Regions from separate parts of the Homo sapiens genome. Here region 1 is linked to region 2. The links are chromatin contacts, found by Hi-C or POLR2A ChIA-PET in ENCODE. All regions are on one chromosome and are shown on one strand. Each heading gives the region's core, a stretch centred on a gene start or an enhancer-like site at or near the end of the contact. The rest is flanking DNA. Distances are from core to core; before and after follow the strand shown.

Region 1 (6,525 bases), core at 1,775-4,274, 35 kb before region 2:
ATGTTCTCCACAGAAGAGCAGTGGAGGCTGGTCCGATGGTAGTGGGTTACCGATGGTACTGGGTTGTCAGAACTTGTTAACATTAGCATCACTGAAGTTTTTGTTTTTGTTTTTGTTTTTTTGAGACAGAGTCTTGCTCTGTCACCCAGGTTGGAGTGCAGTGGTATGATCTTGGCTCACGGTAGCCTCCACCTTCCAGGTTCAAGCAGTTCTCATGCCTCAGCCTCCCAAGTATAGGCGTGCACCACTGTGCCTGGCCAATTTTAATATTTTTAGTAGAGACAGGTTTTTGCCGTGTTGGCCAGGCTGGTCTTGAACTGTTGGCTTCAAGCAATCTTCCTGCCTTGACCTCCCAAAGTGTTGGGATTGCAGGCGTGAGCCACCACGCCTCAGCCACTGAAGTGGGTGTACAACCCCCCACTGCTAAATTTGACTGGCTTAAAAACAAACAAACAAACAAACAAAGAAGAGCTGTGGAAGGGCCTGTCAATTATCAGAGAAGCTAGATTAGAATCCCCTTCCTAACAACATACACATCAGGAATCTTGTCCAGGTGGTAGGAAAGTGGAATTTTGCAGAGCACTCAGCTGTAGGTGAGCCACCAGTTGAATAATTGAGGAAGATAGTGATTTGTGAAATACAAATATTTTGAAAGAAAAATTCTAGCCTAGTGGTCACTGGTCCTGGTCTTAGAAGCTTTCTAACTTGAGAGTATTGATTATGTTGAAGGAACCAGGCCACTAGAGGAGAAGCAGAATTACCAGAAATGCTGGCTCTATTCTGCCCACTCATGGCAGGCCCCACCTTTCTCTTGCCTTTTTATTCCCAGACTTCCACAGTTGGTGGGGCAGAGTTCTGCTTGCCCAGCCTTTAATCCTGGAACCTCTGCTACCAGAGGTTGACCCTGACTGGGCTAGGCCCACAGGCCACTGCAGGCATTATTCCCTTCCCCTTCAGACAAACAGGAAGCTGCCTGCACACTCTTAGTGATTGGCACTTTCAGGAGCTTTGTGAGGCAGGGAGTTTGAGATCAGGTTCCAAAAGGAAAAGGAAATGACATTTTAAATAATTTTTTGGGCTACTTGAGAAGGTGTGGATCCAAAGTATCTCCAGGCATTTATTGTAGGCCAGGCTTGCAGGAATATCTGTGTTTCCATACTTACTTGCTGTTTGACCTTGGAGAAATCCCTTAACCTCCCTGAGCCTCCACTTCTCCCGTTGGTAAAGTGGGAATGATTATGTGTTAACCTCAGAATTGGTGGGAAACTTGGATAAGTTAGCAGTGGAAGGCTCTGAAATGTTAGCTCGTAGAAAATCAAGTGTTCAGGATTCAGGTGCTCAGAGAAGTTTAAATCATGTTTTAATAGTCTCTGTTGACAAAAGCAGTAGAGTATATCAGTAGATGAAAGACTTTCAGCTCACCACTAAGAATAGTTATGATCCTTAAACGGGTGAGCCTCAGTTATCAGAAAATGTTCACTTCTGTGATACAGCTCATTTATAGACCATTTAGGACCAATGAGGCATTGCCATATAATCATCTCTCAACCATCCATAATAAAACTCTCTTCTCGGCCAGGCGTGGTGGCTCATGCCTATAATCCCAGCACTTTGGGAGGCTGAGGCGGGTGGATCACGAGGTCAGGAGTTTGAGACCAGCCTGACCAACATGGTGAAACCCCGTCTCTACTAAAAATACTAAAAAAATTAGCTGGGTGTGGTGGCGAGTGCTTATAATCCCAGCTACTCAGGAGGCTGAGGCAGGAGAATCGCTTGAATCTGGGAGGCAGAGGTTGCAGTGAGCTGAGATTGAGCCACTGCACTCCAGCCTGGGTGACAGAGCGAGACTCTCTCAAAAAACAAACAAACACACAAACAAACAAACAAAAAAATCCCCTCTCTTCTCAGCTACCTGTGGACTGCCTGTTCTAAATAATGTGAGCTCAGGGAATACAGGCTCTTCTGATAATCCAAATAACACATAATTAGTTATGCAAACGTGTCCTAAAAGTTTCCAGGGTGAAGTGGTTAGGTTGCTGTTGCTGAGTAATCCATAGAGTATTACTCTTATGTTGATGTGGGTAACTGACCTTAACTATAAGGAAAATGGTGAACTTTGCACTCTGGAGCAAGGAAAGTGATAGGCTTCTACTTCTCAGGTCATTTGTGCCTTCACTGACCATCCCTCCAGCTGTGAACTCAGGTAGAGGCAGCATATTTATGAGAATCGGATTAGAAAGGAGGCAATCCTTCAAAGATCGGAGGTTGAGAAGACATGTTTGAGTGTGCCCTGCATGGACTTTTATTCCAGGGAGAGTCGAGTAGTTCTCCCTTCATCACACTCTACTGAGATTGTCCTTTGGCAAGAAGAACCAAGCTTAAAGAAAATCTTAAAAGAGCCATTAGGAACCTCTTGGGGCAAGTTCTTCTGGAACCTCTAGCTGCTTAACATCCCAGAAAAAGAAATTCTAGGGTTAGGAAGCTGGAAAGGATTTATAATTTTAGGGGATAGCTGCCCATTTTCCAAATAGTTTTCTGTTTAAAATAGCCAAGTCAGATGCGAATTGAAGGAATCTCTTGACAGGTTGGCTGGCATTGCCCTGTAATTTTTTTCCAGTGTCCAAGTAATGATAATTCTCTATATTTGTAACAAGTTTCATAGTTGTAAAACTCTTTTTTATTGTTATTACTATGTCATTTGATATTCATCAACTCTCTACAGTTGGCAGGTTAGGAATTATTATCTTTTTTAAAATTATTTTTTAAAATAGAGACAGGGTTTCACTGTGTTGGCCAGCCTAGTCGCGAACTCCTGGGCTCAAGAGATCCGCCCACTTCGGCCTCTCAAAGTGCTGGGATTACAGGTGTGAGCCAACACACCCAGCCAGGAATTATTATCTTTACTTTTACATAAGGGAAAACTGGGGCTCATAGACTTTAAGTGGCTGCAAAAATTACTCAGCTAATGAGTAATGGAGACAAGGCTTGATTGGGAGACAGAAGACTTTGGTTTTCGACTATGCACGGGGTGGAGTGTGGGAAGGGAAGGCAGTGTTGTTTCATAAAGGCCTGGACTTAAGCTCTGGTCATGGTTAGGTCAGAGTTCTGAAGCTAGAAAGGAAGTTTCAGCTTTAAACATTTGGCCCTTCCCCCGTTCCAGTGGTTGCCCAACCTCTTTTCAGTCTCTCTTCTAAATATTGTAAGTCAAGACTAATGTTTAGAGAGAGAGCACTTGGGGGCTGTGTGGGGATGGCCACCTGTTATATTTGTGTCCTGCCTACTTGGGGCCTGGCCTGACTCTGGTTTTGCAACTGGCTTCCTGTGTAACCCATTCTTGGTAGTGTCAGACCACTGCCTTCAAGGCTAATTGTGCTTTCCACCTGGTTGAGCCAATAACTTATTTTGTTTTGCCATGCTCCTGGACATATGGGAGTTGCTTATTAGTAGGTGAGAATTGTTTGGGGGCTGCTTAGACCTAGCTAATGTAGAGTCTTGTTTGTACCTTGGTGGGAGCAAGAGCATCAATCCAACTTTTTGTTGAGAGGAAGAGGTATTGGAGAATCATGGAAAAGGCACTCTTTTTTAGTTGAAGAGCTGTTGTTTATGCTGGGCCTTGCTGTTAGCTTTCCAGAGCAATCTTGACCAAGTCCTTGCTCGTTTTTGGGCCATAGCCTGTTCCACAAGAGGTTGGTTTGGCTAACCTCTGAGGGCTATTTCCTGCTCTGAAACTCTGATTTATTCAGAAATGTTATACTCCCCTAACAATGGAGGCTGGTCTGCCCTCCCATGGGTACGGGAATGGTGGCACACATCTCAGAAATGGTTTTGTTCTGTGCGGAACTGAGCCAAATGGACAACTCTACCAGCTCCAAAAAGTTGGAAGTGGTCAGCTGTGTCTGAATTTTGTAAGGGAGCATAACTGGGTGGAGGGGTGAACAGGCATCATTAGAGGCCGGATGTGGATGAGGAGGGAAGAAGTGCCCTGGAGAGGTAGTTCATAGAGAACCCACCAGAAACAGGTGATAAGCTGACATCATGAGGTAGATGGTTTATCCCAGTCTGTGGCCAGGTAGTTCCTGGTCACAAGCAGTTGGTACGCCCTCAGGAATGTGATACCATCACATGGGAATGTGTCACTAGAGCAGCCAAAAGGCTGTGGATGCAGGAAGAGCAGCTCTCTCTTGTCACCATTCCCTCTGTGAAGGGTGGGAGATTCTTAAAATTGGGCCATAGAGACCATATGTGGCAAATGAAAAAAACAATTCACAATGGCAGATAGGACTGGTCCTTTAGAGAAAGGAAAAGTTGTAATGCTTGCCTGATGTCAAAGCATGTGGGGTTGGATTTGCTAGTTCCAATACATTTTAATTTTTTTTCTTGTGGACTTGAAGCAAGGTTTGGAAAAAGGGGGAAATTTGAACTCATGACCTTTGGAAACCAGAATGAAGCTTAATGTTGACTGTTAGAGCTGCCCTTCTTATAGTAGGGGGCTGAGTTTTGCATGGAGCCATCTAGGCTCCCTGCCTTCTGATCTACCTTGGCCAGGGTGTACCTGGGGAAGTCCAGCTTGCCTGTGTAATTGATCTTGACCAGTTTGTAGGAGCACGTGTAGACTCTGATTAATTGGTTTGGGTTAAGGCTTTGGGAATCAATATTTTCTGAGCACTCCCACAGGGAATTCTAACATTGGGCAAAGGTTGATTACTGCATCTCTAATAGAAGCCTCTCCTTGCTACATGTGACAAAACTGAACCAGAGAAAGGGGAGGGAGGCCTGTGCCCATGTCAATATGGCATGGATACAGCTGATCTGAGCACTGAGCTAATGCTTTTTCCAGGGCTCTTTGGACTCTTCTAACAGTTCAATTGGACATCCTCTAAACTTGGTCAGAGGTCCAGAAGGAGATAGTAGTTATGGCCCCCAACCCAAAAGTGCTGGAGGAAGGGGTGGGGTTAACTAATTGCACCCAAGGGAGGTGAGCAGCCCTTTTTAGAGAGTGAGTTCACCGTCTGGGCGTGAGCAGACCAGTGGTTGGGGGAAAGGGGAAGGATAGAACAGGATAGGAGGTGAGTAATGCTGTGGGCATCAAGACATTCAGTTAGTGGGAACATTATAGGGAGCTGGTGAGCTCAAGGACCTGGTGACTTCACTCCTCAGATCCATGTGGACTTGCAGGGCTGGAGCCCTGTCTCAGTGTCCAAGACGTGTGTCTTGTGCCTGGGAACTGAGGACTGCTTGTTCTCTGCTTCCTGCTTCAGCTGGATGGCCTTTACGCTTGATTAGGGAGTGAGCCCAGCCATAGAGCAGCCTCTCCTTGGCCCCAGCCCCTACTGCTACTATCCTTTCAGAGTGGATCAAGCTCTCGCGCATATTGGGGCACACTGTATCACAGTGTGGTCTTTGATTATTTTTCCACTGTTTTACATGTAGTATCCCGAGTAGAGAATAAGCTCCTTCTATGGTAGGAAAGGGGGCTTTGTTCCAAGTCCTTCCTAGGGGCATGGGAAGGTGCTTAATGGAGAGAAGCAAGCAGCATGAGTAGGACACTTTGGGTTTCTTTTCTCTCGCCAGTATCAAAAGGAACTTTTCTTAGGAGAGAAAGGTAACTGGGAGCTTTAGGGTGGATATAGTACACACTTCATTCTCTGGGGTCCAAGAATTATGTCTTTTTCCTACTAGGTGGGGAACCCCTTGAAGTAGTACTTGGCATAGTCTCTGTATTCCCAGTGCAGAGTAAAATACCCCACACTTTGCAGGGGTTCAATAGCTGCTGAATTGGTTTAAGGGCATTTTTTGTCTTATCCTCTCCCTTGAGTCAGATTAGATTCCCCAGAAGCCCCCTATCTCCTGGCTGAAGACTATGGAAGCTAACAGGGGAGGAAAGGAAGGGCTGCATCCACAGTTGGCTGTCTGGCACCTCTTGGATCCAGAAATCCACCTATAATTCTTAGCAGTAGTTAACTTTTCAGGTGTATATACTTTCACATGTAGATGTTTTTTATTTCTTTTTGTTTCTTTTCCTTTTTTTTTGAGATGGAGTTTTGCTCTTGTTGCCCAGGCTGGAGTGCAATGGTGCAATCTCGACTTACTGCAACTTTCGCCTCCTGGGTTCAAGTGATTATGCTGCCTCAGCCTCCCGAGTAGCTGGGATTCCAGGTGCCCGCCTCCACGCCTGGTTAATTTTTTGTATTTTTAGTAGAGATGGGGTTTCACCATGTTGGCCAGGCTGGTCTTGAACACCTGGCCTTAGGTAATCCACCCACCTCAGCCTCCCAAAGTGTTGGGATTACAGGCGTGAGCCACTGTTCCCGGCTCTTTTCTTTTTCTAGAGGAGGAACAATTGTGAAGAGCCAGGGTGGGAGGTTAGAAGGTAGGCACTCCTGAATGGTTGTTTCTTCCCACCACTTTTGAGAGAAGGGCCAAGCAGATCATGAACATCCTAGACTTAGTCCAGAGGAGAAAGGCCTTAGTGTAGTGTTGGCCACTAATGGAGGTCATTAGCCGTGGAGCTCTGTGGTGGCCTTC
Region 2 (6,171 bases), core at 1,676-4,175:
AGCTAGAGGGGAGAGAGAACATGTTTTGCTATAGTGATTTTGTCACTTGCTTCAACTTCTAAAGCTTTTGATCTTGGATTACCTAGGTGCCACTAAAGGGCTGTGCTCAAGGACAGAGGTGAAATCTCAAAGCATCGATTCATTCATCTATTTACTGATTCATTTAATATTGACTGAAGGTCTACACTGTCGAACACCATCTCTGTTCTTCAGGAACTTGGAGTTCCTTACCTATAAAAGCATAGAAAGGCACATGCAACTCTCTACCCACAAAGAAAGAAATAAACGCCCTTGAGGTCAGGTTCCATGGGGTGATATATAAAGCATAGGATTTAGAACCAGCCCTGAGTTCAAATTCTGTCCTGTTACTTCGCTGTGTGACCTTGGATGGCTCATTTAGCCTCTCAGTACTTTCCTTTCCTTTGTAAAATGATAATCATGCTAATCTCAGATTTTGTGATTTAATCCTCAAATAAGTAAAATGCCTGGTGCATACCAAGCATTCTAATATTGGTGGTTCTTATTAAGGACTAAAGTAGGTGGCATTGCCCTGAGAGTTCAGATGAGGGAGCTATGAAATCAGGAAGTTCTTCTGGCTCAGTAAAGTACTTAGGACTTGAATACTCTGCAATAAGGACAGTAAACCTTTTTTTTTTTCATTTTATAAAATAACTAACATATATTATAGTAGGAGGATCTCCATCTTACAGATGAGGAACTGAGGCTTACAGAGGTGAAATTATCTGTTTAAGGTCATATAGCTAGGAAGTGGTATAGCTGGGGCTTAAACCAGGGCACATAGCATTTCCAGTTTTTCTAATGCTTTTGATCAACTGTCCTCTGGAACCTTCTTCCACTTTACCTGCTTCCAAAACTTAGAACCCTAGCTAGGTTGGGCATGGTGGCTCATGCCTGTAATCCTAGTGCTTTGGGAGTCCAAGGTGAGAGGATCACTTGAGGCTAGGAGCTTCAGACCAGCCTGGGCAACATAGCGAGACCCCATCTCTACAAAAACTTAAAAATTAGCTGGGCATGGTGGTGCATGCCTGTAGTCCTAGCTACTTGGGTGGCTGGGGCTGGAGAATCACTTGAGTCCAGGAGTTCAAGGTTACAGTGAGCTATGATTGCACCACTGCACTCCAGCTTGGTTAACAGCAAGACCCTATCTCTAAACAAACAAACAAAAAACGATAAAAGAAAGAAACTTAGAACCTCAGCTGAGTATGTTCTCTGTTATAGAGCAGGTGACCACTTGACCACAGGCAATGTGTAATAACAGAAACAGCAATAGTGGTAGCCCATCTTGGTGCTTTCCAGTGGTGCAATAATTTGCTTTCAGGTGGGTGGCTGATGCAGATGCTGCCAAATCTGTAATGGTATCTTGGGGGTCTCAGGTGTTTGGGCATTGATGCAGTTTTGCACATTGTTTCTCACACAGTTCTTCTCTTGTGGCTCCAGCATTACTCCCTCATTCTCCTCTAGGCGTGCACGCTCGTGTGTGTGTGTGTGTGTGTGTGTGTGTGTGTGTGTGTTTGGAGACAAGGTCTCGCTCCGTCACCCAGGCTGGAGTGCAGTGGTGTGATCTCACTGCAACCTTCGCACCCCACAGTCTCAAGTGATCCTCCCACTTCAGCCTTCCAAGTAGCTGGGACCACAGGTGCCCACACCAGCTATCTTTTTGTATTTTTAGTAGAGATGGGGTCTCACCATGTTGCCTGGGCTGGTCTCGAACTCCTGAGCTCAAAAGATCTGCCCCGCCCCAGCCTCCCAAAATGCTGGGATTACAGGATGAGCCACTGCGCCCGGCCATGCTCTGGGCTTTTGAAGTGGCTGATGACATCACTAGTTTGTTTACTCAGATAAATGCATGGGGGATTCAAGAAGAGAATTTCTGGGCTTTTGAAGTGGCTGATGACATCACTAGTTTGTTTACTCAGATAAATGCATGGGGGATTCAAGAAGAGAATCTCTGGGCTCCTAAGCTGACCTGATCTCCGCTCCCCTCTACAGACCTCAGATGTAGGTTGCCTCCACATGTCAAAAGGAGGTAAAGGGTTTTTTTTTCTTGCTTCCAGAAGCTCCTGATAATTAACGAGGATGTACTCCAAGGCAGATCTTTTCTTTTCACTGCACCTCAGTTTTCCATTTTATGTTGCTTGAACCCTGTAACTCTCCACAGTCATGGAGCTGAGTAGAATACACAACCTCCAGTTTCTTAAGCTAGTGTCTTAAAAACTGAAGTCCTACTTTCTTTAGGTGTATGGGGCAGGTTCCAGGAGGGATACAAAGCTGTGAGATGAATGTGGTTTAGTATTCTAGAGCATTAATTTTACTTGCAATAATTTTAAAAATTCATTATTTATGGAGTAGAATATAAAATTTGCACAAATAATTAAACCTGAGGCTTCAAAGAAATTATAGCTGGGTTACAGCCATCTACCTATTATCTCCCCCTACCCCATCCTACCACACCCCCTATGTCCCTTGGGTATATGCATTCATTATTTTCTGCTGCTTAAGGATTTTTTCCATGGGAGCTTTGAGAAATACTGGCTCAGATCCGATAAGCTGGCTGTCGGGTCAAAGGGAGCCAATAAAGAATTTTCTTTTTCCTCAGGGATAGGACCATTTCTCAGAGTGGAATGATAAGGACCCTAGTCACTGGAGCCACAGAGGTTATTCCTGGAACTGGAAGCTAGATGCTAAGCTCTCACTTGAAAATAAGGTTTCTCTTTCCTCTGGAATGGAGGTCTCAACTGGAAGCAAAGCTGGAAGCAAGAAAAACTTGGCTTGGAAAAGGGGTTTAGAGTTGCCTGATAAAATGGTTCACAGCACCCCCATGGGCCTTAGAGATTTCCTTGTAGCCTGGGGTCAGGAGTCATCCATTTTTGTTCTTTGTTCTTTTTCAGTTTCAATTCTGATTTCAGACCATATTTCCTTCCCGCCACGTCCTCAATTTCTCACTTTGAGACTTCAGTGCAGGCTGAGAGATATTACTCATCTCTTTAAGCCCTAGAGCCTAAGGAAGTGGAACATTTATGTTTCTGATTTCTTTATGTTCACAAAGGAAGAGACAGTGCTCAGAGAGATCACCCTCCCTCCCCCCAGCACTGAGCCTGAATTCTCTCTTTTTTTTTTTTTGACATCACTTTAGGTATTACTTTGCCCAACTTCTCCTGAGTTACTCTGGATCTCAGAACTACTTTAGTCACCATGATCCTTCTCTCTCTCTCTCTCTTTTTTTTTTTTTTGAGACAGAGTTTCACTCTTGTTGCCCAGGCTGGAGTGCAATGGCGCGATCTCGGCTCACTGCAACCTCTGCTTCCTGGGTTCAAGCGATTCTCCTGCCTCAGTCTCCCAAGTAGCTGGGATTACAGGCATGTGCCACCACACCCAGCTAATTTTCTATTTTTAGTAGAGACGGGGTTTCACCATGTTGGTCAGGCTGGTCTTGAACTCCTGACCTCAGGTGATCCACCTGTCTTGGCCTCCCAAAGTGCTGGCATTATAGGCATGAGCCACCACACCTGGCTAATCCTCCTTCTCTTATCACACCCCTACTCCCACCCAATAGTGAAACAGACAACGTGGTGCAAAAAGAGGCTAACGGTCTCACTCCTGGGATTTCTGGGACTGGCTGCATAGTCTGTGCCTACCTCACTTCCTTTCAGTCTTGGAGTCTCTTAGCCTCTACAATTAGTCTGTTAGTACAGGCAAAGACCAGTTGCTGCTTGTCTGAGTCCATTTTATGTTTGTTTTGTTTTGTTTTTGTTTGTTTGTTTGTTTGTTTGTTTTTGACAGTGTCTTGTTCTGTCACCCATACTGGAGTGCAGTGGTGCAATCTCAGCTCACTGCATCCTCCACCTCCCAGGTTCAAGCTATTCTTCTGCCTCAGCCTCCCGAGTAGCTGGGACTATAGGCACGCACCACCATGCCCGGCTAATTTTTTTGTATTTTTAGTAGAGACCAGGTTTCACCATGTTAGTCAGGATGGTCTCGATCTCCTGACCTCATGATCTGCCCATCTCAGCCTCCCAAAGTGCTGGGATTATAAGCGTGAGCCAACACGCCCAGCCCATTTTATGTTCTTATAATAAAATACCTGGAGCTAGTTACTTTATACAGAAAAGAGGCTTATTTGTCTCCTAATTGTAGTGGCTGTAAAGTCCAAGAGCATGGCACCAGCACCTGCTCAGCCTCTGGTGAGGGCCTTTGTGCTGTTTCATAATGTGACAAAAGGTCAAGTAATTCACAGGGACAGGGGTCCCCATGACTGAAACACCTCTCATTACATACTACCTCTTAATGATTCTACCTCCCAGCACTGCCACACCGGCAATGAAGCATCAACATGAGTTTTGGTGGGGACAAACCACATCCAAACCATAGCACTGCTCTACTACTTCTGTTCCAAGTCTGTTCTCCCCCCATGACCTAATATCCTGGCCCTCATGGTCCATCTTCTTCTCTTCAGCATCTTCAGTGGGTCTTCTCTCTCTCTCTCTTTTTTTTTCTCTCTCTCTCAGCTGGATTGTTTCTTGGATCTTGCCTTTTCCCACCAATTGCATCTGGACACACTATTCTTCTGCAACCCTGTGGAAAATGATTAGAACTGTTAATTGGGCCTTGGGCCCTGTTTAGATCTAGGATGATATACAAGGTGCTTTAAAAAAATCTTTTCTGTTCACGCCCACCCACTACCTTCATCCTCTGCAAAAAGCCAATATTACATTTCAACATAAGCATTCACATTTCTCCATCTGAAACTTTCTGGCAGTTCCAGCTGCCTATTGACTTAGAGTCAGGGAATCAACTGGCCATTGAATTCTGGAAGCCTTTTGAACTTTCCTCATTACCTCCCACCCCCACTGATCTTTTCTAAACATGTTTCTAATTATCCACATCAGCAAGAGGTAGCTGGGAAATGGGATTGTTTTTATTAACCATTTGCAAAATAACCTTGTAATGTAATTAGTACAATGATAGAACTTAAGAGAAAAAAGAGATCATTGAAGCCATACTCCCCAATTTGGATAGATAAGGAAGGCGAGGCCCAGAGAGGAAATATGCTACCTTGATATCATACAGCTAGTTGGAGACAGACATGAACATTTTGCTCAGGTTTCCTGATACTTGATCCAAGCTATGAAGGGGAAGGGTGACCTGGTGAGCAATGAAGGTCGATGACTTGGGGGACATGGCTTCTCCCCAAAGTGGTTGTCGCTTGGGTCTAGTGGGAATGCCAGGAAGCATATCTCGATGCAGAAGTGATCAAAGTTTATTACCTGGATGGGAAATTTGGGCCAAAGGAGAGACAAGGCAATTAATCACTTGAGAAGCTCAGGAGTCGTAAGCTCATATGAGTACTTGGCATTAGGACATAGCATGCTAGAGAAGAAAAGGTACAAGCTCTATAGTCAGACACATCATGGTTCTATATGGCTCTGTAATTTTAGATGCATTACCTCTCTAAGCCTTAGTTCCTCATCTATAATATGGGTATAATTGCTATCTCACAGGGTTGTTTACTGTTCAGCGCCTGACACATGATTGGTGCTTAATAAATATGAGCTACTTTTTTCTTTGGGGTCTCTGAAGCTCTAGATTGTAAACTCTGGGTGTGACTGTGGGGCCTGACTTTGGATGCATAATAGAAACTTTGTGGATACAGTGTTAGTGTGTGTATGTGTGTCTTTGTGAGTGAGTGTGTGTGTGCATGTGTGTGTGTGTATTTTGAAGGGAGATATTAATTTGTTCATAAGGGAAGGACATCAGCAAAACTGGGTCCTTGTTCCCTGCTTCCATCTCCAGGTATATTTCTATGATTCTTTCTCACCTTACCCTTACCCTCCACTTGCATCCTTCTCCCAAAAAACAAAATAAAAAAGACTGCCTAAGGCCAGCCTGACCTCATTAGGATGTGGCTCAGCTTCACTGCTGCCATCGACAGTGGTGGGTATGCTGGGGTTGAGCTGAGGGCCAGACTATTAACATGCTAATGTCAGGGACTAGAGAACAGAGCTCATCTGTGTTCTCTTGGCAAGCCTCCTTTTCCTGCCCACTGTTCAGCCAGGAGGCTCAGGACAACAGGGGGCACCTCAGCTGCTACACTGAGGTACTTACCCTATTTCTACCCTCATTTCCACCCTAAACCTGTGTAAGAGGAATCAT

The links. Hi-C counts contacts between places; a loop is a spot of excess contacts on that map. ChIA-PET counts read pairs that join two places held with the same protein, here RNA polymerase II (POLR2A). Pooled maps may share reads with other maps.
Region 1: a map of CD8-positive, alpha-beta T cell shows a loop between it and region 2 (3-fold over the local background). The contact joins two enhancer-like sites. A Hi-C loop is called at or near these places in 13 of 168 maps with a recorded cell type or tissue (CD4-positive, alpha-beta T cell, CD4-positive, alpha-beta memory T cell, CD8-positive, alpha-beta T cell and 8 more), 31 of 37 single-sample maps with no recorded cell type and 18 of 50 pooled maps. POLR2A ChIA-PET finds 5 or more read pairs at or near these places in 21 of 52 experiments (AG04449, AG04450, CD4-positive, alpha-beta T cell and 14 more).

Annotation. Positions count from the first base shown.
Region 1 is chrX:65,685,492-65,692,016 of GRCh38, forward strand. All of the region lies in intron 1 of MSN (moesin), which reads left to right. Among named protein-coding and RNA genes, the nearest start is that of MSN, 21 kb to the left of the region's middle. RefSeq lists a silencer at 3,034-3,083. Within about 2 kb of position 3,025, at least 4 of the 41 ENCODE cell types and tissues checked have a DNase peak (open chromatin) inside an H3K27ac peak, as active enhancers do.
Region 2 is chrX:65,720,911-65,727,081 of GRCh38, forward strand. The region is part of intron 2 of MSN (moesin); the gene reads left to right. Among named protein-coding and RNA genes, the nearest start is that of MSN, 56 kb to the left of the region's middle. RefSeq lists a silencer at 1,877-2,171. Within about 2 kb of position 2,926, at least 6 of the 41 ENCODE cell types and tissues checked have a DNase peak (open chromatin) inside an H3K27ac peak, as active enhancers do.